2 separate regions of the Homo sapiens genome follow, and region 1 is linked to region 2. Evidence: chromatin loops called from intact Hi-C (ENCODE). Cell type or tissue: MCF 10A. All regions are shown on one strand. Each heading gives the region's core, and the rest is flanking DNA. Links, peaks and the distances in the headings are about the cores only.

Evidence for each region. Peaks named below come from ENCODE experiments on the same cell type or tissue, not always from the same donor. Only the 100,000 strongest peaks of a DNase experiment are listed, where the experiment ranks them.
Region 1: it touches region 2 in a loop (2.4-fold over the local background); 2 of 110 quality-filtered maps call a loop at or near these places.

The regions. Positions count from the first base shown.
Region 1 is chr11:95,579,076-95,589,386 of GRCh38, forward strand. No RefSeq gene overlaps it. Among named protein-coding and RNA genes, the nearest start is that of FAM76B, 210 kb to the right of the region's middle. In MCF 10A, for the core only: no CTCF peak of the experiment used is centred there; no DNase peak of the experiment used is centred there.
Region 2 is chr11:95,516,265-95,528,373 of GRCh38, forward strand. It overlaps LOC105369440 (a long non-coding RNA gene), which reads right to left and starts at 889. Exons shown (of 3, transcript XR_001748336.2): 1 at 814-889; 2 at 97-200. In MCF 10A, for the core only: no CTCF peak of the experiment used is centred there; DNase peaks (open chromatin) are centred at 5,137 and 6,807.

The DNA.
Region 1 (10,311 bases), core at 4-8,003, 61 kb after region 2:
TGCTCATTTGGGTGACCTTTAGGATTCAGATGGCTTCACTTGCTTGTTGTTACATTGGCAGAGATTGCTGGAATGCTAGGCTTAGTTGGGACTGTTGTCCCAAGTGCCTACACATGACCTCTCCATCATGGAAGCTTCAGAGTGGCCAAATTTCTTTTTTTCTTTTCTCTCTCTCTTTTTTTTTTAGTTCTTATAAGAAAATACGAAAGAAATTTTTTTTAATTTTTTAATTTTTTAATTTCAATAGATTTTGGGGAACAGGTGGTATTTGGTTACATGAATAAGTTCTTTAGTGGTGATTTCTGAGATTCAGGTGCACCCATCACCCAAACAGTGTACACTGTAACCAATGTGTAGTCTTTTATCCCTCGCCACTCCCCACCCTTTCCCCTGAGTCCCCAAAGTCCAATGTATCATTTGTATCCTCATAGCTTAGCTCCCACATATGAATGAGAATATAAAATGTTTGGTTTTCCATTCCTGAGTTATTTCACCTAGAATAATACTCTCCAGTTTCTTCCAGGTTGCTGTGAAAAAAGTGACCAGATTTCTTACATGGCAGCTTAGAGTTTCCAGAGAAGGCATTCCAGGAAACATAGCAGAAGATGCATGGTCTTTCATAATCTAACCTCACAAGTCACATGGTGTCACTCCTACTGTTACTCTCAATGGCAGGAGTGTCAAAGAATATGAAGACGTACTTAAAACTACCAGAGCAGTCTATAGGGATGGCCTTCCGGAGAAAGGGATTTCTAAACACAGACTTGAAAAGAACAGGAATTGGGCGAAGAGATAGGGTGGATGGGGAAGGACGTTCAAGGCAAAGATGAAGGCAGAAGTAAAGCATAGACCATGAAGGATTGAAAAGGCCTTGTGGAGTTGTAGTATATGAGACTGCAGTGGAGGTGTAAGCAGCAGCCTTATGGAAAAGAGTTACCAGATTTGCTCTTACATATGGGCAAGAGAGGACTTTACTCTGGGCTGCACACTTTATTTTTTTTCTGTCAGAAAATATTTATTTATTTATTTATTCATTTATTTATTGCTTGTACTCTTTTATTATTATTATTATACTTTAAGTTCTATGGTGCATGTGCACAACGTGCAGGTTTGTTACGTATGTATACATGTGTCATGTTGGTGTGCTGCACTCCTTAACTCGTCATTTACATTAGGTATATCTCCGAATACTCTCCCCCACTCCCCGTGTGTGTCCCCATCACATGACAGGCCCTGGTGTGTGATGTTCCCCACCCTGTGTCCAAGTGTTCTCATTGTTCAATTCCCACCTATGAGTGAGAAGATGCAGTGTTTGGTTTTCTGTCCTTGCGATAGTTTGCTCAGAATGATGGTTTCCAGCTTCATCCATGTCCCTACAAAGGACATGAACTCATCATTTTTTATGGCTGCATAGTATTCCATGGTGTATATGTGCCACATTTTCTTAATCCAGTCTTATCATTGGTGGACATTTGGGTTGGTTCCAAGTCTTTGCTATTGTGAATAGTGCTGCAATAAACATATGTGTGCATGTGTCTTTATAGCAGCATGATTTATAGTCCTTTGGGTATATGCCCAGTAATGGGATGGCTGGGTCAAATGGTATTTCTAGTTCTAGATTCTTGAGGAATCGCCACACTGTCTTCCACAATGGTTGAACTAGTTTACAGTCCCACCAACAGTGTAAAAGTGTTCCCATTTCTCCATATCCTCTCCAGCACCTGTTGTTTCCTGACTTTTTAATGATCATCATTCTAACTGGTGTGAGATGGTATCTCTTTGTGGTTTTGATTTGCATTTCTCTGATGGCCAGTGATGAGGAGCATTTTTTCATGTGTCTGTTGGCTGCATAAATGTCTTCTTTTGAGAAGTGTCTGTTCATATCCTTTGCCCACTTTTTGATGGGGTTGGTTGATTTTTTCTTGTAAATTTGTTTAAGTTCTTTGTAGATTCTGGATATCAGCCCTTTGTCAGATGGATAGATTGTAAAAATTTTCTCCCATTCTGAAGGTTGCCTGTTCACTCTGATGGTAGTTTCTTTTGCTGGACTGTACACTTGAAAGAGCCCTCCTAGATACTCATTCATCCATGGCTCTCTCCTTGATATGAGGAGTCCTATACTAGAGTCAAGAAGACTTGGCCACCTAGAAATGATGTCCCTTTCTAGACTAGGACGCTGAAATAACCGAGACCCTGAAATTCCCTTGCCCAGTGACTGCACAAACCTAGGAAGTCACCAAGAGGTAGCTATTTTGGAGGACAGTAGATAGAAGTTGGACATGACAGCTGGGGTGTCCTCGTGCTGGTGTACAAGGCCCTCTGCAGTGTTAGGTAAAGAGATAAGAGATAAGGCAAGAGCTGCAGGTCTCCCAGTACTACAGTGTTCTGGCCTGGAACTCTGAGGAGCTCAAGAATTCTAAATTTGAACCAGGCCTTCTAAGCCCTTATACATTTATATTTGTCAAGGCATTCAGGTAGAGCATATTTTAAGAACAGTTTGATAGCTTGATTTATAACCTTACATATGGCATTTTGGCTCTATTTGTACTATTATCCTGGGAGCTTCAAGAGGCCTGAAGATTGTTTACACCAAACTAAGTAGTTTATATTACATCTTGAGGGCAATGTGGAATATTAAAAGATTTTAGTCAAACAAGTGTTATTGGTTTACTGATATTTCACAAGAACCCAGAAGGAAACCCATCACACTGCAGACACATAGTAAATATTTTTGAGTGAATGAATTACCATTTGAATTTTAGAAAGATCACTCTGGTGCAGTGTGGGGAATGTTTTGGAGAAGAACAGGATTGGAAATGAAGAGACTAGTTAGAAGGCTCTAGAAGTAACTCAAGATAAGAGGTGTTGATGTCCCTAACCCAGTTGTGGATATTAGGATGAATAGAATTGGAAAAACACACACACATCTACTGTTGTGTTTGTCACACTATGTTATAATATTTTTCCTATGGGCCCATCTCCCATAACAACTATGACATCCTTGAGAATAAGCCATTACTTCCTCACCACATTATTCTCAATGCCTAAAATTGGCATATGGTAGCCATTTGAAAAAGATTTATTGAATTAACTGATTAATGCGTGAAAGGATTATAATTTGTAATTCTCACAACGACCTTATGAGATTTCTTTATTTGGTTGAGAAAACTAAGTCTTGGAGAGATTAAATAACTTGGAATAAAATCTGAGCATCCACATTGTCCACAAAACCCAAAATGATCTGGCCTCTCCAACATCACCTATGCAACATTCACTCTCATTCACTCCATTCCAGCTACACTTGCTCATTTTTCCTTACCCAATGGCTATCTCACTTTTTTGGCACTTGTTTTATTTCCTCTGCTCTTTCCTTCAGCTCTTTGCTTTCCCTGGCCATTTTCACAACTTGGCTCAGATGTCACCTTTCCGGAAAGGTCTTCCCAGGCTACTCAGTATAAGACAGATCTTTCCAAACAAGAGTCAGAGTAAATCACACTCCATCCTATTACCTTATTTTACTTTCTTCATAGCTACTACACTATATGAAATGACCTTGCTTATGATGTATGATGTATTTATTGTTAGCCTTTCTTTCCCACAAGAAAATAATCTCTTTGAGGGCAGGACTTGCCTATCTCTTTAGGAACTGATACACCACCTGACACATAATAGACAATCGGTAGGTATTTAGCATCCATTAATGACTGGATGAATAAATGAATGAATGAATGATCTTGAGAACTTCATAAGGTATGGAGGCAAGATTTGAACACAGCATCATCTGATTACAGAGTCCTTGCTTCTGCCCATGCCTCTCATGCAGCTTCATGAAATCCCATAATCACAGGACCATCTGTCTTATTCACCACTATATTTCCAGCTCTAAATCAATGTGTGGCATATGATAGGTGCTTAATAAATATTTTGTGGATGAATTAAATATGAATTAACGTGACTGTTTTAAAGAACCTGCCTCATTACTTTATAATCACATGGTAAACAGGGTTACTATTACCTTGACCAGGACACCAGGAATATAGTGGGGTTTTATGACTGTTGACAAAATACACAAGACTATGATTCTAACTGTCCCAACACTGTCAAGCTGCGTTATCAGGAGACACATTAGAAACTCTTATAATTGTCCAGGCAAGAGATGATGAGAATCCGAACTAGGACTGTAGCACAGGGGATGACAAGGAGGAGCTACGGATTCAAGAAAGTGTTAGGAGTAAAACAGGCTGGGCTAGGGGATTTATTGAGTGTGGTGTGTGGGGGAAAAAAGTAGCCTTCAAGCTTCATACTGAGTGTGCAAGCCGGATTACAATGAGTTGATGGGTAGCTACATTCTGGAACATGGAATAAGTAAGGTGGGGTGGAGATTAGAATATAATTTGGGGATTCAAGGAAATGTCAACATCGAATGGGAGATAGTAGAGCATATTTGTAAATTTCTTAGAATCAGATGGGATTCAGAGCAAGAAGATACAAGAAAGAGAGATTGAATGATGGAGCAAGGCCCATAGATGCTTTGAAACTGTTTAATAGTCCCTGTGTGTACCTAAATGCATGTATGGTGTTTATCCAGGAGAAATGGTTTTTAAAATAAGGTTGCTCATTTCTTGCCTTTCCTAGGCTGCAAAGAACACACAACTAACAGGTGATATAGAATTTGAAGCTTAAAGACCAAGTCTACTCTAGGAGTTACTGTTCCAAATGCTTTTCTCAAGGAGATAAATTACCGAATTAGAAATAATGCAGGTTGGGCTCAGTGGCTCACGCCTATAATTCCAACACTTTGGGAGGCCAAGATGGAAGAATTTCCTGAGGCCAGGAGTTTAAGACCAGACTGGGCAACATAGTGAGACCCCATCTCTACACAAATAAAAATAAAAATAAATATTTACTGGGTATGATGGTGTACACCTGTAGTCCTAGCTACCAGAAAGGCTGAGACAGGAAGATTGCCTGAGCCCAGGAGTTCAAGGATGCAGTAAGCTAGGCGCAAATGCACTCCTGCCTGGGTGACAGAGCAAGACTCTGTCTTCAAAAGAAAAAAAAAAGGAAAAGAATAATGCCTTATTAAAGAGAAAGTACGGTTCTTTGAAAATTTTTTATTTCATTTTAAGAAGTTCTTGGCAGTATTAAAGTTTCTGATCTATCTTAGTCATACTAGGAACATGAATCACCACATACCTTCTTCTTGCGTGTGTGTGTGTGTCTGTGTGTTTGTATTTGTGTGTGTGTACAATCTTGAGAATCAGAACAACATTTTGGCCAAAGACTGACTGCATAAATGATGGTGGCCCCATAAGATTATAATGGAGTTGCAACATTCCTAGCACCTAGCGACACTGTAGCTTTAGTAAGATCGTAGCAGAAGGCATTACTCATGTGTTTGTGGTGATGCTCATGTAAACAAACTTACTGTGTTGCTAGTCATATAAAAGTAGAACACATACAGTTATGTATAGCATACAACACTTGATAAGGATAATAAACAACTATGTTGTTACTGGTTTATGTATTTGCTATACTGTAATTTTAATTATTATTTTAGAGTACCCTTCTTCTACTTACAAAAAAATTTAAAAAGTTAATTGTAAAACAGCCTCAGGCAAGTACTTCAGGAGATATTCTAGAAGAAGGCATTGTTATCATGGGAGATGACAGCTTCATGTATGTTAGCGCCCCTAGAGACAACCCAATGGAAAAAGATGTGAAAGTGGAAGACAGTGATGTTATTTTTAACCCTGATCCTGTGTGGGCCTATGCTAATGTGCGTGTTTGTGTCTTAGTTTTCTAACAACATCTTTTAGAAGTTAAAAAAATTTTAATACAAAGAAGCTTACAGAAAAAGGATATAAAAAGAAAATATTTTTGTACAACTACATCATATTTATGCTTTAAGTGTTATTACCAAGGAGTCAAAATTTTTTTTAAAAAATTTAAAGTTTATAAAGCAAAAAAGTCACAGTAATCTAAGGTTAATTTATTATTGAAAAAGAAAATTTAAAATATGGTACATATTTTACATGGAATATGGTACATATTGTACATGGAATACAATGCAGCCATAAAAGATAACAAGATCAAGTCCTTTGCAGGAGCGTGGTTGGAGTTGGAGGTCATTATCCTTAGCAAACTAATGCAGGAAGAGTAAACCACAAAGCACATGTCCTCACTTATAAGTGAGAGTTAAATGATGAGAACATACAGACACAAAGAGGGAACACTGGGGCCTACCTGAGGGAGGAGGATGGGAGGAGGAAGAGGAGCAGAGAAAATAAAATAACTATTGGGCACTAGGCTTAGTACCTCGGTGACTAAATAATCTGAAGAAAAGAAAAAAACCATGACACAAGTTTACCTATAAAACAAATCTGCACGTGTAGCCCTGAACCTAAAATAAAAGTTAAAAGAGAAAATTTAAAAATAAATTTTAGTATAGCCTAAGTGGACAGTGTTTATAAAGTCTGCAGTAGTATACAGTAATGTCCTAGATATTCACATTCACTCACTACTTATTCACTGACTCACCCAGGGCAACTTCCAGTCATGCAAACTCCATTCATGATAACTACCCTGTGTAAGTGTACCATTTTTGAATATTTTATACTGTATTGTAATTGAACCTTTCTATATTTAGATATGTTTAGATACACAAATACTTACCACGGTGTTACAATCGCCTGTAGTACTCAGCACAGTAACATACTATACAGGTTTGTAGCCTAGGAGCAATAAGTTATACCATGTAGCCTAGCTGTGTAGTAGGCTGTACTATCTAGGTTTGTGTAAGCACCCTCTAAGATGTTCACACAATGATGAAATCACCTAACAATGCATTTCTCAGAACGTGTCCCTGTTTTTAAGGAACGCATGACTATAGATAGATAGATAGATGATAGACTATGATAGAGATGATAGGTAGATAGATAGATGATAGATAGATAGATATATAGATAGATAGATAGAAAGTAGATAAATGAATGAACCTATCTGAAATAAAAAGACTGTAAATTAGTGTAGTTTATTAATTGGTTTACTCCTCTAGACACAGAACAGGGTAGGCAGGCACAGAAGCAGAGCCCCTCCAAGCCCAGCAGCGGTCTTTCCTGGGCACATGGCTAAGGCAGCTTGGAGCCACATCACATGCCTTTCTCCTGAACTTTCACAGGAGATTAGCTTTTGCTTCTTGGGTAACTGAATAAGTGGAAAGAAAAGATGTTTGTAACTAACACCAAAGAAAAGTCCATTTGTTCTCAAGACACTGAGTGTGTTGTTCAACCCAGTGAGTTCATGTATGCATTTTCTTGGACCCTGCAAGGGTCATAAAGGCAGCAGGGTGACAAGCCACTTGGTTCAAGTCATGCCCATTCAGGCTGCCCCCAGGGCAGTATTAACTTAGGCAGTTGCTTTTTTCCTTCTCTGGGTTTAAAAGAAAAAAGACTCAGAAGAATGTATATATGCATCTTGCTTCTTTGCTCACTTGCGCTCTCTCTCTCTCTCTCTCTCTCTCTGTCTCTCTCTCCTGCCACTGCCTTTGGGACAGTGATGACCTCAGCCTTCCTCATTCTCAATACTAACTTTTCTTTCTTATTTTGACGTTGGGGCCCAGGGGCAGTGCTGCTGGCAGAGATGAGCCCAGCTTGAAAACAGAGAGTCCTCCAGCCCCACCCTGGAGCTCAGCTCTCCCGATACCATGGGAAAATGGGGAGAGCAATAAGAGTCTCAAGGAGCCAAATCTAATCTACATACTCAGGATCAGGAATTCTAATCCTTGATTCAATCTGATTGCTGCTGAGGGTCAAAATTGTGTAAGTACTTTAAGGTGAGGCCCAGTTATGGGGAGTTCTTATCCTAATAAGGCCCCGAATCGCATACAACCAATTAGATGAGAAAAAAGAAATCTCTCTTAATCAGTCATGTGTGCAAAGATTAATGCCCAAGGATAAGTACTGCCATATTATTTATAGACTCCAAAACTGGAAACAATCCTAAATATCTACAATATGGAATTGATTAGATATATGTGTGGAACATACCTACAGTGAATTTATGCAATCATTTAAAATCATGTAGTATTGAATATTTAACAATATAGGAAAATTCTCAACATAAGAACATGTAGTGGCTAATCCCAAATTATAGAAAATATGCAATTGTTTGCAAAAGGAAAGAAAAAGGAATATGTGGTAGGAAGTTTTTTTCTACTTGATTTTAAAATTATTTTTTCAAATAGTCAACAATAAGCTTGTCTAATTTTTATAAGCAGAAAAATAATACTATGTAAAATAAATCAATCATTTCTGATTATGGTGGTTCATATGAAAAAGAACAAAGTTTAGGGGACTATTCTTGTCTAACTTCTTGGAAACCAAGTAAATCAAACAATCAGCAAGAATTTACTATGGGAAACTGAGACACTGACAAAAAATGATTTGTATAGATTTGCATGGCAAGAACAGAAGGCTCACTTTCTCTTCAAGTCAGGACCTACTTCTAGAAGAATGTCTGGCATTAGTATTTAATGCCCTAGTGTTACCAGAAGTCAATCTATTATGCTTTCTCTTTTTCTGGTATTTGCATTTAAGTCTTATCTCCAGTAAGATCCTAAAGGCTCTATCATTTGTTAAGAAACTTCAGACATTGGTAAGTATATGGAAGGTGTGTGTAACTGGTTTTATAATGACAGCATTAGATACAGATTCAGAATCCTGGGCCTTGAGCCACTGCTTTGCTAGCTTACTAAATTATCTGAACTTCAGTTGCTTCATCTGCAAGATGGGGATGATGATAACTACCTCAGCATGTGGTCCTGAAGATTTACTCATTTAATTAAAAAGTATTTACTGAGAAGCTACTTTGCACTGTGCTGGACACTTAGGGTGTAATAGTATCAATCCCTGTCCTAACACAATTTACAGTCTAGTAGGAGACATAGGCAGATACAAAGAAAATTACAAGAGTGTGGCAATTGCTATGATGGTGGCAATGCAGCACTGTAGGAATACATAAGAATGAGAACTAATCCGAAAGAAGTGGTGATATCTAAAACAAAAGACAGAGTATGGGCAGAACTTTTCTAGGCAAAGATGGGCAGAAGACAGTCCCAGGAGAATTGAAAAAATATATTCTAAGGCCTAGAAATAACAATGGATAAATAAATACGTAAATTTAATGGAAATTAAGTAGTTTTAAAGTGATTGAACACATTTATCCAAACTGTACTAGAACACATGTACCCAAACTGTACTACTTACTAAGGCCCAAATGTTATAAGACTTTGTATTAAGTTATAATATACTCAAAATTTTACTTGATGACATATAAAGATGCAAAATGTTCATTTGTCAAAATTTGCTAATAATGGGTAGTGGAAAGAGCCTATGAATACATTGAATAATGTATCCGAAGATATCTTGGTATTTCAGATTCTAAAAAAAAAAAATAAGCAACATCTTTTTAAGTTTCTTGTCATCCTGAGTCATTTTCCTTATTTTTCCTGCTTCCAAATGCCCAGAGTTAGATGATGCATGGGCCATGCCCATTTTACAGCATTGCTTTGTGGCCAGATACAACTGCACACATAAAAACACAAGGAAGACGTGGCATGGGGGCCATATTTTAGGCGTTTTGTGGCCAGGAAGCTCATTATAAAAGAACAGTGGGTTGTGACAATGGTGTGGTAGAAGGGTAATATATAGGAGTAAGAGTTCCCGGTCTCACTCTATTTTGAGGTAGTGGCACCACCCAGATATTGTATTCAGCTGTGGGTATCACACTTTAAGAGGGCTATTGAGGATCTGGAACCCGTTCACCGTCAGGATGTAGAGAAGACTTGACAGTCTCAGGAGTAATGATGGAAGTAAAAGGGCAGCTTATTTGGAGGAGATGAACATAACAAGACAGGATATCTGTCTTCAAATAGAAAAGCAACAGTCATATGAAAAGAAGCACATTTACTCTCTGTGGCTCTGAAGTGTCACAGAGAACCACAGGAGAAATACTAATGAAAAAATTTCAGCTCAGTTAAAAGGATCACTTTATAATCATGAAATCCGGCCAGAGATGGAATAAGTTATTTATAAAGGGTGAGCTCTCTATTACTGTGTAAGCAGATAATGGATAGCTTACTAAATTATCTGAACTTCAGTTGCTTCATCTGTAAGATGGGGATGATGATAACTATACCAAGATTCAATACTAACCTATAGGATATAGGTCTACCTATACTAAGATTCAATAAGATCTTAGCATCTTAGGTGATAATATAAAAAAAATTCTAGCATCATATGAATAATTAGA
Region 2 (12,109 bases), core at 1,546-9,545:
CACCAAGATGGATAGAAAAGGCTCTGTGAGATTTCTTTCCATAGTGAGAAGGATTATGGCCAAGCTATTTATTAGCCTCAAAAGGAAGATGCATACCACGTGCTTTTAAGCTGCATGCTGCTGTCCACCGGTGTCTAGGTCTTGTTCCCACATGGAATGCATACATAAATGTTCATATTCATCACACATCAGAAGAATCCCTTTTTGTATGCATGGGGGGAGAAGGAGACACTTACATTGGCATAATTTAGAAACATGGAGGAAGAGCCCTTCTTTTCCCAAAATAACCTCTCCAGCTTTGTTCTGACTCCTACTATTCCTTTAATACCAGATAAAGTCCTCTAGTCTGCAATTTGTTATAGAGCTTAAAATGCAAACCAAGAGTGGGGGAGCCTGGGTAGCGTATATTCATACAAAGATGTGAATTAATATCAGATCTTTTTTCTTAAGAGCTATTTTTTTAATAGGGAAAAGAAACCCCAAGATCCTTGAAGTAAGAGGAACTTTAAAAGGAGAAATAATGTTTATTGACCACCTGCTTTATGCCATGTAATGTTCTGGGATTTTGCCTATGGAGTATATCTTTTATAACTCCAAAAACACTCTGAAGGATATGAAAGATTGCCTTTTGTACTGAGCTACATCTGCCCAACTCTTAGTCATCCTAACCCATTTCCTAACCATAATGCATAATTCGACAAACATCTATAGACACTCCTCCCCCTTACACATGCACATAAACACAAGTATGTGCAGAGCATCTGGTATGGATCAGTAGGAACGTAAAAGCAGCATTACCCAACATATACTTACCCTAGTTTCCACTTGTCTCTATTTAGACACATGCAAAAAAGAGCCACTCTTTTATACCTGAGAAGGAGAAAGGAACTTTATATTTATGGTTGAGTCAGGGATGGCAGGGGAGAGAAAGAAAGCAGAGTATGAAGGGGATAGAATTGTGCCTATTCTTCCTCTGTACAAGACAGAGCCAGATAGTGTTTGTGTGTGTGCGCGCGTGTGTGTTTACATGCATGTATGTGTGTTTTCAATATATGAACGAGGGTGGATAATGCTGGTCAGCTTAAAAGCACGTGTTGAACTCAGCCATTAGACCCTAATAATGGCTTGACCAAAAACCTCCTTTCTAGGGAAAGAAATCTCACAGAGCCTTTTCCTTCGATTCTTATGCCATGTAGCAATAAAGAAAAATCCGTAGTTCTATTGTTAAAATAGTCTAGAAAAAAATTAAGTAAGGAGTAATTATTCACAGGCTCAGCATAGCAGCCCTCTCAAAAAGGAATTTTCTCTGGCTCACTTTGGGGGTTTTTGAACTTCATGTGGAGAGCAGTCAGAAAAGCAGCTGATTTAACTGTTCAAGAGAAATTTCATCATGCAGCTGAATTCAAGCACAGCTGTTGCTGGGCCTGAGTGACACATTGTGACAAAGAGTAGTATGCTCCATCCCCACCCCCATATCACTACCTCAGGCCCCAGGTACAATTAACTCCAGAAACACTCCAGCACCTGGAGGATCAGGAGGTTTGGGAGAGTGTAAAGGAAGTAGTCCAGATGTGGACATTGGCATTCTCAAGACGGGCTATGAGTGTGGAAAGCCTTTTTCCTCCTGCTTTGCAAACAGCCAATGGGGGACAGAAGGGAACTGGGGCCAAAGAGAAAGGACTGAGCTGATACCACCTGGTAACTACAGCTAACAGACCCTTATAAGGAAAATTGCAGGAAGCTCCTTCAGGGACTCTTCAGATACAGTAAGTCTCACTTCATGTCATTCACAGCCTCCTGGAAACTGTAACTTTAAGAAAGACAACATGTAACAAAACCCATTGTATCATAAGCTAATTGATAAAAGGAAGAGTTAATTCCTATGACATAGTTTTGGTCACAAAAACATCACTGGACTTCTAAGTAAAGACCAAAATACTTCTAATATTAAACATTGAAATAAATGTGAATTATATATACATTTAAGAAAGATTGATAGAACAAGTGAGACAATTATTTACCCAATTTTTCCAGTTCAGAGTAGCAGGTGACTGGAGCCTATCCAGCAGCTCAGGGTGCAAGACGGGAACCAACTCAGACAGGATGCCATTCCATCACAGGGCACATTCACATACACACTCACACTCATTCACACTGAGACGATTCAGACACACCAGGTGAACCTGATGTGCACAGCTTTGGGATGTAGGAGGAAACTGGAGTACTCAGAGAAAATTCAGGCAGACATGGGGAGAATGTGGGAACCTGTAAACTCCACACAGACAGTGGCGCCAACCAGGAATTGATTTTTTTTCTCATCAACGTTATAACAAAACATCGGTCATGGGAGACGTTAAGGCCCCTACCAGGCCCAAGGTAATAATCAGAGAGATTTAGGTGCCCTCCCATATCTTTTGTTGCCTGTACTCCAACTTCAAAAGCTCCCTCAACCTCAGCGTGCCTGGAGCTAGACTCTTTTTGTTGGTCATCAGGACAATTAAGAGAGGAGTGACCTCAGGCATACAGACCTCTGTAGCTCTTGGTGCTGCCACATGGCAAGCTTCCATATCCCTGTGCCTTGCAAAGCATCCATGAAACAGCTCTTCCTGAGTATCTGAATACCTGACACTCCCTCATAACCCGCACCCCACGGAACTCAGAAAGGAGCCATGAGGACTGGCCCAGGAGATAAATCCTATGAGAAATATCACCTTCTTCTTAGAATTATCCCTCTTCTCTGCCTCTAGTGCCTTAGAGTCCATTTGTCAGTCTGACTTTGCCCTTGGCCTAAGTTCTCTCATAGTCTTTCATGCAAATAGATTGTTGGCAGAGTCATCCATCCAACCTGCCAAATATACTCTGACATGTCTTAATCTCACCAGACACAATTTAGGTCAAGGTTAAGAAGACTAGTAAGATGAGATAGAACCTCACTAGTATCAAAAGACATGGCTGACAGTTTCAAAGTCTCTGGCCACATTGCTTTCTCCCTAATTACCTGAGGACCCTCATTCAAAGTATCCATGTTTGCAGAGTGTTCTTGAGATGGGGATGCAGCTTGTGTTTCCCTGCATCTGTTCTTTCATACAGGACATAATTGTTAAAATAGTGATACAACCAATAGAAACAATGACCTATGGTAGCAGCAAGATAGAACCAATTTATTCCAACTTAGAGAATAAGGTAAGATTTTACAGAAGCGGTAAATGTGCAGTTAGGCCTTTTAAACATGGGCAGAATATCAACAGGTGAATGAAGCAGTAAAGGCATTCATTATTTCACCCATTCTACCAACATTTATTAAGATTCCATTATGTGTCTAGGCACCAAGGTGTTCTAGGCACCAAGGACATGTGTGAATAGGACATCATTCCTGCCTTCAAAGGGCATGCAGTACATTCATCTTGGGCTGAAGATACAATGTAAGCAAAGGCACAGAGTTCCAGAGGTATGTGGCAAGTTCAGTGAACAATATGGCTAAGACCTAGGGTCCACTGTGTATGAAGGCAAGTAGGAAAGTACCAGGGAATACGAGGCAGGGAAAAAGTCTGGGGACAGAATACAGAGGATTTTAATATGGCAGTAATAAGTTGAAAGTTCATTATGTGGGCTATAATAAGTCATTAACAGTTTGGAGTTGAAAAAGGGCATGGTCAATTTCTATTTTAGTATAAAGCATTCCATTGGCCTCCTATTGCCTAAAAAATGTCAATGGCTTCACATTACTCATGGGTTTAAGACCAAAATCCTTAGACGGATTCAAAGGACTTGCAATGTCTCCCTTTCCTTGCTGCATGTGGACTTCAGTGATCTTGTATTATCACACCATGCCACTCCCCACCACAGGGCCTTTGCACAGTTTGTTTCATTTTTCAGTGAACCCGTTCCCCTTTACTTAATTAGCTTCTTCTCCTTCAGATCTCAGCTAAGTATTTCTTTGAGAAAGCTTTTCGTGACCTCTACCGTTAGTCCTTACTAGGTCTAATCCCTTAGTATATACACATAATAGATTTGTGATCTTTTGTTACTCTCTATGTCCTTCAGTAGGCTATAATCAATGGCAGAGACTCTGTTTTGTTCATTATTTTCTCTCCAGCGCCTACTACGGTGCCTGGCATATTGTAGACATGCAATAAATATTTGTTAAAAGGAAAGGAAAATAGAAAATCTTTTTAAAATAACATTGTAAAAAATGGTTGTGGGTGAGGGGTTTGGCTGTAAGCGTTGCAATCACAGAAGAGGCTTCACCCACTGACTTCATAGTCAGGCATGCAGTTGTAAATTAATAATAAACTCTCCATGTGGCAGCCATGGAATCATCAGAGTGTTAAGTCTTTCTCTAGCAGCTGATTAGGCTGAATTCATGGGCTGATTAATCTGTCTCTCCAAGAATCATCTCAGTCCAACGCCTGGGTACGAAAAGGCCCTATTGTTTTCCGTTGGTTAATTAAGTGCAATGGCCGGTCACAGATCAGAAAAGCGAAGGTATCATATTGAGTGAGAATGTGCAGAGAGTGGAAATGCAGTGTATTTTAACTGTGTGTGAATAAAGGGGTTAACATTAAAATTACAGAAAAGAGACAGCCCTAGGAAAATTGCTTTATCACAACTGTCTCTGAAATTGTGAAGGGTTAGAATAAGTGGGATGATGAATCTGTGCTTCTCCCTTCCCGCTGATGACTGCATGAGAGGAAATGGGCTCAATCTTCAGGGAGAGAAATTTGAGCAAATTATTTCTCAACAAATTTCCAGAGGAAGTGTGTAAAGTCTTTGTCTCTGGATAAAGAATAAAGGAAAACTGGTAACTATCACTGCTCTGCTGATGAGCATTGTCCTGCCTTAGAATGGTGTGGGTGGTGAGGAAGGTACACACCGTTCCCCTAACCAACACTTCCAATATTAGGATTTTGTTGCCATGCAGGGTTCTGAAGCCATAGAATGACGGCTCTGCATGACATTCCTTGTTTTAATCTGGTAATGCTTTGCAAACCCCATGAATCATCAAATATGCCATGCTTGAGAGATTTTGACAAGTTTTATGAGTCCACCTAGTGCTATTTATTTTTGTTCTCTTTCATTCCTTCTCTGTGGGGAGGAGCACTTTCAAGGGCATCCTTCACAGAATTGGCCAGATGCCATGGTGGCAAATCTAAGTTCTATCATCCTGAGGCAAGAAGTAGCACGTTTTGCTCTTGCCAACTCCTTGGTATGGCATTAACATGACGGATGGAGCCAGCTATTTGCACAACCAGTAACCAGGGCAGATTCTAGGAACTGGGGGTGAGAAGATAAGACACTCCTTTTAAACATAAATATCCCGGGAGGGGTGTCCCAGATCCATGTGTTTGTTGGGGATCTACCTGTTACAGTTTTACGATTCACCCACAGGCTCTATTCAAAATATTTCCAGCATGGCACAGTGCCTGAATTATCTTCCATGATAATTCCTTCTTTGGGGCCTGGCATTGAAGGAACTGCGAATAGGCAAAATCACTATATGGAAGTAGTAGCAAAATAGTGCTATGAGTTTTATCATTTAAGTATTAGTTTAATTGGCTTAATTATCTAAGTCTGTATTGTCCAATTGAGTGGTCACCAACCACATGTAGCTACTGTGCACCTGAAATGTGACTAGTGACTAAATCATCACCGTCTCTTTCATTTTAATTTCATGAGATTTTGATTAATACTAAATCCCAAAACAGAGTGGGGAATCTATGGTCCGTAAGTTTGAGAAATTAGGTATTTTTTAAAAATTAACATCATTCTATATTGCGCAATTTTTAACATGCCAATGTTCAATTTGTCTTTCTCAGAAGGGGATGTCATAGGCAATTTAACAATGATACCTAACCACGGAATAAATTTTGTTGTTTCCATAGGATATCTTGAGGAATACCATTTGGGAAATAACTCTCCACTTGGAAAGGACCAGGAAACAATAGTCAGGCAGAGAGCACCGAGATCTATGCCTTTACTGAGAGAAGATGTGTCTCAAAAGCAGAGCCCTGGGCTGTGAGCTGCAGGGAGTTAGGACTCAGCTTCCTTGCTATGTACGTGTTCGTGTGGTTTTGAGGAACTTTGACATCCCACCAACTTCACCTATCACGTTCATCCCAGCCTAACCTTAGTGTCACTTTTCCTCTTCCAAGGGATGAGTGGGTTTGACCAGCTGAGCTATATGATGTTTTCCAGGTTTAAAATTCTATGGTTCATTCATTCTGATGCAAATCTTTGAAATTTCCTACTTTTTTTTTTAACACTTTCAACCCCTAATTGGATAGTGTCTAAGTAAGTCAGAATATATGCCAAGGTGGATCACAGAAATGTTTTTCTCCTTTGAATACCTCCTAAATTTAAGGGAGGAAAGCAGACCATGAGGAAAAGCATACAATCCTGGGGGAACCAAATATACCACCTTGGTTTGTGAGACCAAACCAGAAAGGAGAATGTAGAAACTTGAAGAAAAGATAAAGCCATTACTTGTAAGGAAGCAAAGTGGTCTGCAGGGACTTTAGATGATAGAGTTTATCTCGATGATAATTTCTAATTCACTGATAGACCAGGAGCAGAGAGTGGCTGGTGAGGTATCTATGTGTAATTGAAAGTGGCATGATTAGAATCAGAGGTACCAATCGTCGACCATAGCAATTATCCAACTGAGAGGTGTTGGCCAAGGAGCATGTTTAAGTCTTTGGCTTGGACAACCAGGAAGATGGAGATGGGAGGTATTCATTCCAGGAAAGAGAAAGTAATGAAGACTGAGCAGGCCTAGATAATAGTAGCTTCAAGTTAGGACATGTGGACTTTGAGATGGCTGGGACACTGTCCAAGTGGTGATGCATAGTAGGAAATTAGGGATCTAGATCTGGATGTTAACAAAGAGGACTTACCAAGAGATAGTCGATATTAGAAGGGAAACGGCTCACTGAAGAGGCAGTGTAGGGTAATGGTTAAGAGAGGGACTTTAGGAACTCTAACACTTCCTTGCTGTGTAACTTTGACCAAGTTACTCTACTTCTTTACGCCTCAGCTTCATCATCTATAAAATAACTGTTTAGTTTTTACCCAACAGAGTCATTGTGATGATTAAATAATGTAGAACATGTAAAAGAATGCATGGCATTCCTAATAAACATTATCGTTACTATTTTCTCCTTTTCGAAGATAAGGAAAATAAAGCTAAGAGTGGGTATATAATTGGCTGACTGTGACACAACTACTAAGTGGCAGTGTTGAGATTCAAGTCCAGTTCTTCCTGAGACATATCCAATGTCCTTTCCACTATATCACTGCAGCCAAAAACTTCAACCATTCAATGCATCACTCCTCATTTGTGAAGTGGGAACATAACCATATGTACTTTATAGGGTTAATATAATATTTATAAAGCATTTAGAACAATGTTTGGGACATTTTATGTGCTGTCGAGTGTTGCTATTATTAGTAGTAAGTAATAGCAATAATAAACACTAAAAACATTTTTCCTACACTCTGCTGTCTGGTAAAATAAAAGTGCCTCCATTTTAAACTAACTCAAGCAAGATATATTTGGGCTAGAATGGGGTAGGTTGAAGGAATCAGCAGGGGTGGGTCCGGTGTTCCCTTTGCATCAGGAAAAGATGAATCCTAGGAACATTGTGAAGGAGCTGAGTGGCGCCGGCAAGGCCCAATTCTTTGGTCTGAATACATGGGCTTGGGAGGGGGTGGGTAAAGTAGAAAGAATTCAAATCTGCACATCTCCAGTGACAGTTGCCACATTTGGGATCAACTGAAACACACTTTCATCCAAGTACTAACCAGGACCAACCCTACTTAGCTCCGGAGATCAGACGAGATCGGGTGCTTTCAGGGTGGTATGGCAGTAGACCTGAAACACACTTTCAAAAGGAATAAATACCTCTAAAAAAATAAGGCTTGGAAGATAGGCATATGGAAAAATGAGGCCAGGGATACAGAAAAAGTACAAGTCAAAATAAATCTGACTCCTGACTTCCTGCTCTCTGATCTGCTCATGTAGCTTCAAGATTTGTTTATGATTGTTTGCGTAGTTGAGAATCTCTGGGGTTTTTTGATTGTTTTTCATTACAAAATTCAACACAGCGGGATACAAGTTTTATGCTTCTATTCCCATTTTGTCAGGAAAGAACAGAGTGAAAACTTTTTAATCTCCCCCCGCCCCCACTATCAACATCGCTGAGATGATTTAATGCCTCATAACAGAAGTAATTTTGTGATAATGACACAAAGGCAGCAATTAAAAAATATTGTTTGTTTCGGGGCCTATAAATTGGCTGTTGGTAATTGACAACAGAATGTGTTTTCTAATCCTCTGAAATGATATCTTATTGCAAGCTGGCATGGTAATTACTGTATTTGTACAGTACCAGAGGAGTTCCAGCCTGAGTTTGACAGGGAGTTGATTAAATCACCCAGGTGTAATTGAAGGTTTTGATTGCATTGCCTCTGAGCTGATCAGCATTAGTAATAGCCTGGCTTTCTGCTGTCATGTGTTTTTAGAGCTGGTGGTATATCAGCCCTTTCAATCTCCCTCCCAGCTCTCAGCCTCTGTTGTGCCAATGTCAAGAGAGAGCCAAGAGAGCTTCTCAGCACAGAAAAAATGAGAACAGACAGCAGATCCCTGGTGCTGGACCTGAATGACATCATTTGAAACAAAAAAGAAACCTGTTTCTAACTGCCTGCTTTGTTTCTTTAGATGGAGAGGACAGGGACTATGGTGGTCACAAGATGTGGCTTGCACATGGCCTAGTCAGTGCAACATAAGGACGTATGTCATGTAACGCAAGAAAAGGGCTTCTGCTCATAATTTGCTCCTTTGGTGATTTCAAATTTTTAAAGGATCACTTCTCAAGAAGGAGAATTGAATTTGTCAATCTTAAATGCAACATTTTAGTCAGTTATCAAGAGAGATATCCTGACTCTATGCTATGAAGAACCTTTGATTTTTTTGGTATTATTCCATTTACTTACGTGGTATTTTTCCATTAACTTACGTGGTTGGTATTATTCCATTTACTTACATGGTATTTTTTGAGTGATGTTTCAGAAAGCACTTTGCAAAGGAGAAGGACAGATAAGATACATTAATAAACTCCAATACAAAGCTGAACATGATAAAGCCCTTACAAACAGTATAAACTAATTGAGATAGAAGAAGTACAGAAAATATTCGTGTCTTACAAATTTACTGGCCATCAGCTAAGATTATCTATGATAAGAAGGTGAATAAGGTTTTTTCCCCTTTAAGATTTTATAGTCTGATCAAGAAAACAAAAGTTACAAGAATAAAATGATAACAGCTATTATTTTTTACTTTTTGTGGATTATTTCTCAGTTTTCATAAGAACCTCTGTGGTAGATGCAACTTTTATTTTCATTTCACAGATAAATAAAATGGATTAAATAGCAGAGAAATTAAATAATATCTCCAAAGCAGAATTGGAAACTGGTAAATTTGCAATTTGAGTCAAGGTCTTTTATAATAACCTGGCAAAATAATCATTATTCCCATTTACAAATAAGAAAATGGGGGCAGGAGAGATTAAGCAAATTGCCCAAGTTCAGCCATTAAAAAGCAGTCAAGCATAACCATAATCCAAAGCAGAGATAAATAGATGATTTAGCATATCCAAGAAATGTGCTATGTGAGCACCAAGAAAGGAGGAAATAATTCAAATTGTGGTTAATCAAGGCAGCCTTCATAAAGGGTTCAGCTTTTGAGTTGAGATGTGAGAATGACAGATTGAGAGATCAAGAGGTTAAAAAGGTTTCTTGACATTGGGGAGGGCAAATACTAACGAAGCAGGGTTCTTTGCTACCTGTCATCATCAAATTCAATAGAAAAGTTGGACAAAAAGAAGAGAAATTAAAAAAAAAATTTCTGGCACAGTTGGGAATTTCAGAATCTCTGTGGAACTGCTTTTCCCACTCCCACCCCTCCCCTCCTGTTAGTGTAAAACACTGAGCACTGGTTACAGAATCTAGATCTCTTCCTTCCATTTATTATCTTGGGTAAATAGTCTCCAAGCCAGCTCCAGCCCTGTTTTCTGGAATGGGTTAAAGCTTGAAAGAATATCCTTTTTTCAGAATTCTGTACTTTTTTTAGCTTCGAGAGGAAAACGGAACCCGGGATCAAAGGGCTACACATGCTCAAGTGCGCACTCAGACCTCGAAGACATTGGGTCACTTCTGGGGAAGGTTAGAAGAATGTAATGGGAGTACGTTGGCACTTGGAGGTTCCAGGTAGACATTCCAGTATGTCTGAATGTTGCTTCTGATGTGAACACTAGAGGGGTGAAGGTTTGGGAAGAGTCCTCCTTACTAGGATGACATCTGTGGGTAGATCTGGCTCTAGTCAGCCTTTAGAAGCCAGCATTCATTATCTGAATTTGTTTTCTCAGCGTCTCTGCTGGTGGGACTCAGCTTCCTCTCCTTTCTAGCTGCATGTCAGGGTACCACCATATGTTCACCCCTCTGCAGTGCCATGCCATGCCATTGGAATGTAAGGCAAAAGGAAACATCTGTAGTACTGATCATACCTTTACTTATGTTCGTCATAGAGTATTAATTTAGATTTTGATTTAAGGTGCCCCTTTATATTTTGTGCCCAAAGCTAGTGCCTCTCTTGCTTTACCCTAGTTCCCACTGACCCCTTCTACAAAGGACTGAAGAATGACTTGGTCCACATTAGCACAGAAAATGGCAAGATTCCAAAATGTTCTTGGACTAGCCTTTACCAGATATTTTGCCTAGGAAACAAAGCCCAGCTTGGGGGTCATTTTTTGTTGTTGTTGTTGGAGTCTTGCTCTGTTGCCCAGGCTGGAGTGCAGTGGTGCAATCTTGGCTCACTACAAGCTCCACCTCCTGGGTTCACGCCATCCTCCTGCCTCAGCCTCCCGAGTAGCTGGGACTACAGGCACTCACCACCACGTCCGGCTAATTTTTTTTTTTTTTTTTTTTTTGTATTTTTAGTAGAGACAGGGTTTCACCGTGTTAGCCAGGATGGTCTCAACCTCCTGACCTTATGATCCACCTGCCTCAGCCTCCCCAAGTGCTAGGATTACAGGCCTGAGCCACTGCGCCTAGCCCTATTCTTTATTCAATATGCTCAACTCTTAGGAATCAAGTCTAGGTCTTCAACTAGCTTTCTGAAGACCTGATGGACTAAGACTTGATTAGTGACAAGAATTTTGTTCTACTACTCAAGTTATTAGAAGGGTCATAGGACATCTCACACCCAGATCCCACTGCCACCTCACTCTGTTAGGTTCTCCTGTTATTGTTTGCAGTTGTGTTTTGGCAACAAGACACCAGATCCCTACAAATACTGTTAGACTATACATATGTAGTCATAGTATGTGGAGAATAACAGAAATATCGACTAATATAGTGACTAGTTTATTCTCTTTGGGGAATAAATACATGGATAAATAAGTGAACAAATGGAAAAAAATATGACAGAGATGTAGGGCATTCCAGGAATCTTCTATGATATGGCTATCGGTCTATGCTAGTTTGCATGCCTACAATGACAGCACACTCACTTACATAGTAATCTTAAAATAGTAAAGATGCTATTATAGGATAGCGGTGATCACATATTTAATCAGCACCCACTCTACTTAGCTGTGCAATGGACATTTAATTTTTTAATTTTTTAAATTTTTTTATTTCTATAGGTTTTTGAGGAACAAGTGGTATTTGGTTACATGACTAAGTTCTTTAGTGGTGATCAGTGATATTTTAGTGCACCCATCACCTGAGCGGTATACATTGAACCCAATTTGTAGTCTTTTATCCCTCACCTCCCTCACACCCCTTCCCTTGAGTCCCCAAAGTCCACTGTATCATTCTTATGCCTTTGCATCGTCATAGCTTAGTTCACACTTATGAGTGAGAATATAAGATGTTTGGTTTTCCATTCCTGAGTTACTTCACTTAGAATAATAGTCTTCAGTTCCATCCAGCTGCAAATGCCATTAATTTGTTCCTTTTATGTCTTAGTAGTATTCCATCATATATATATTTCTTTACTAACTCATTGATTGATGGGCATTTGGGCGGGTTCCATATTTTTGCAATTGTGAAT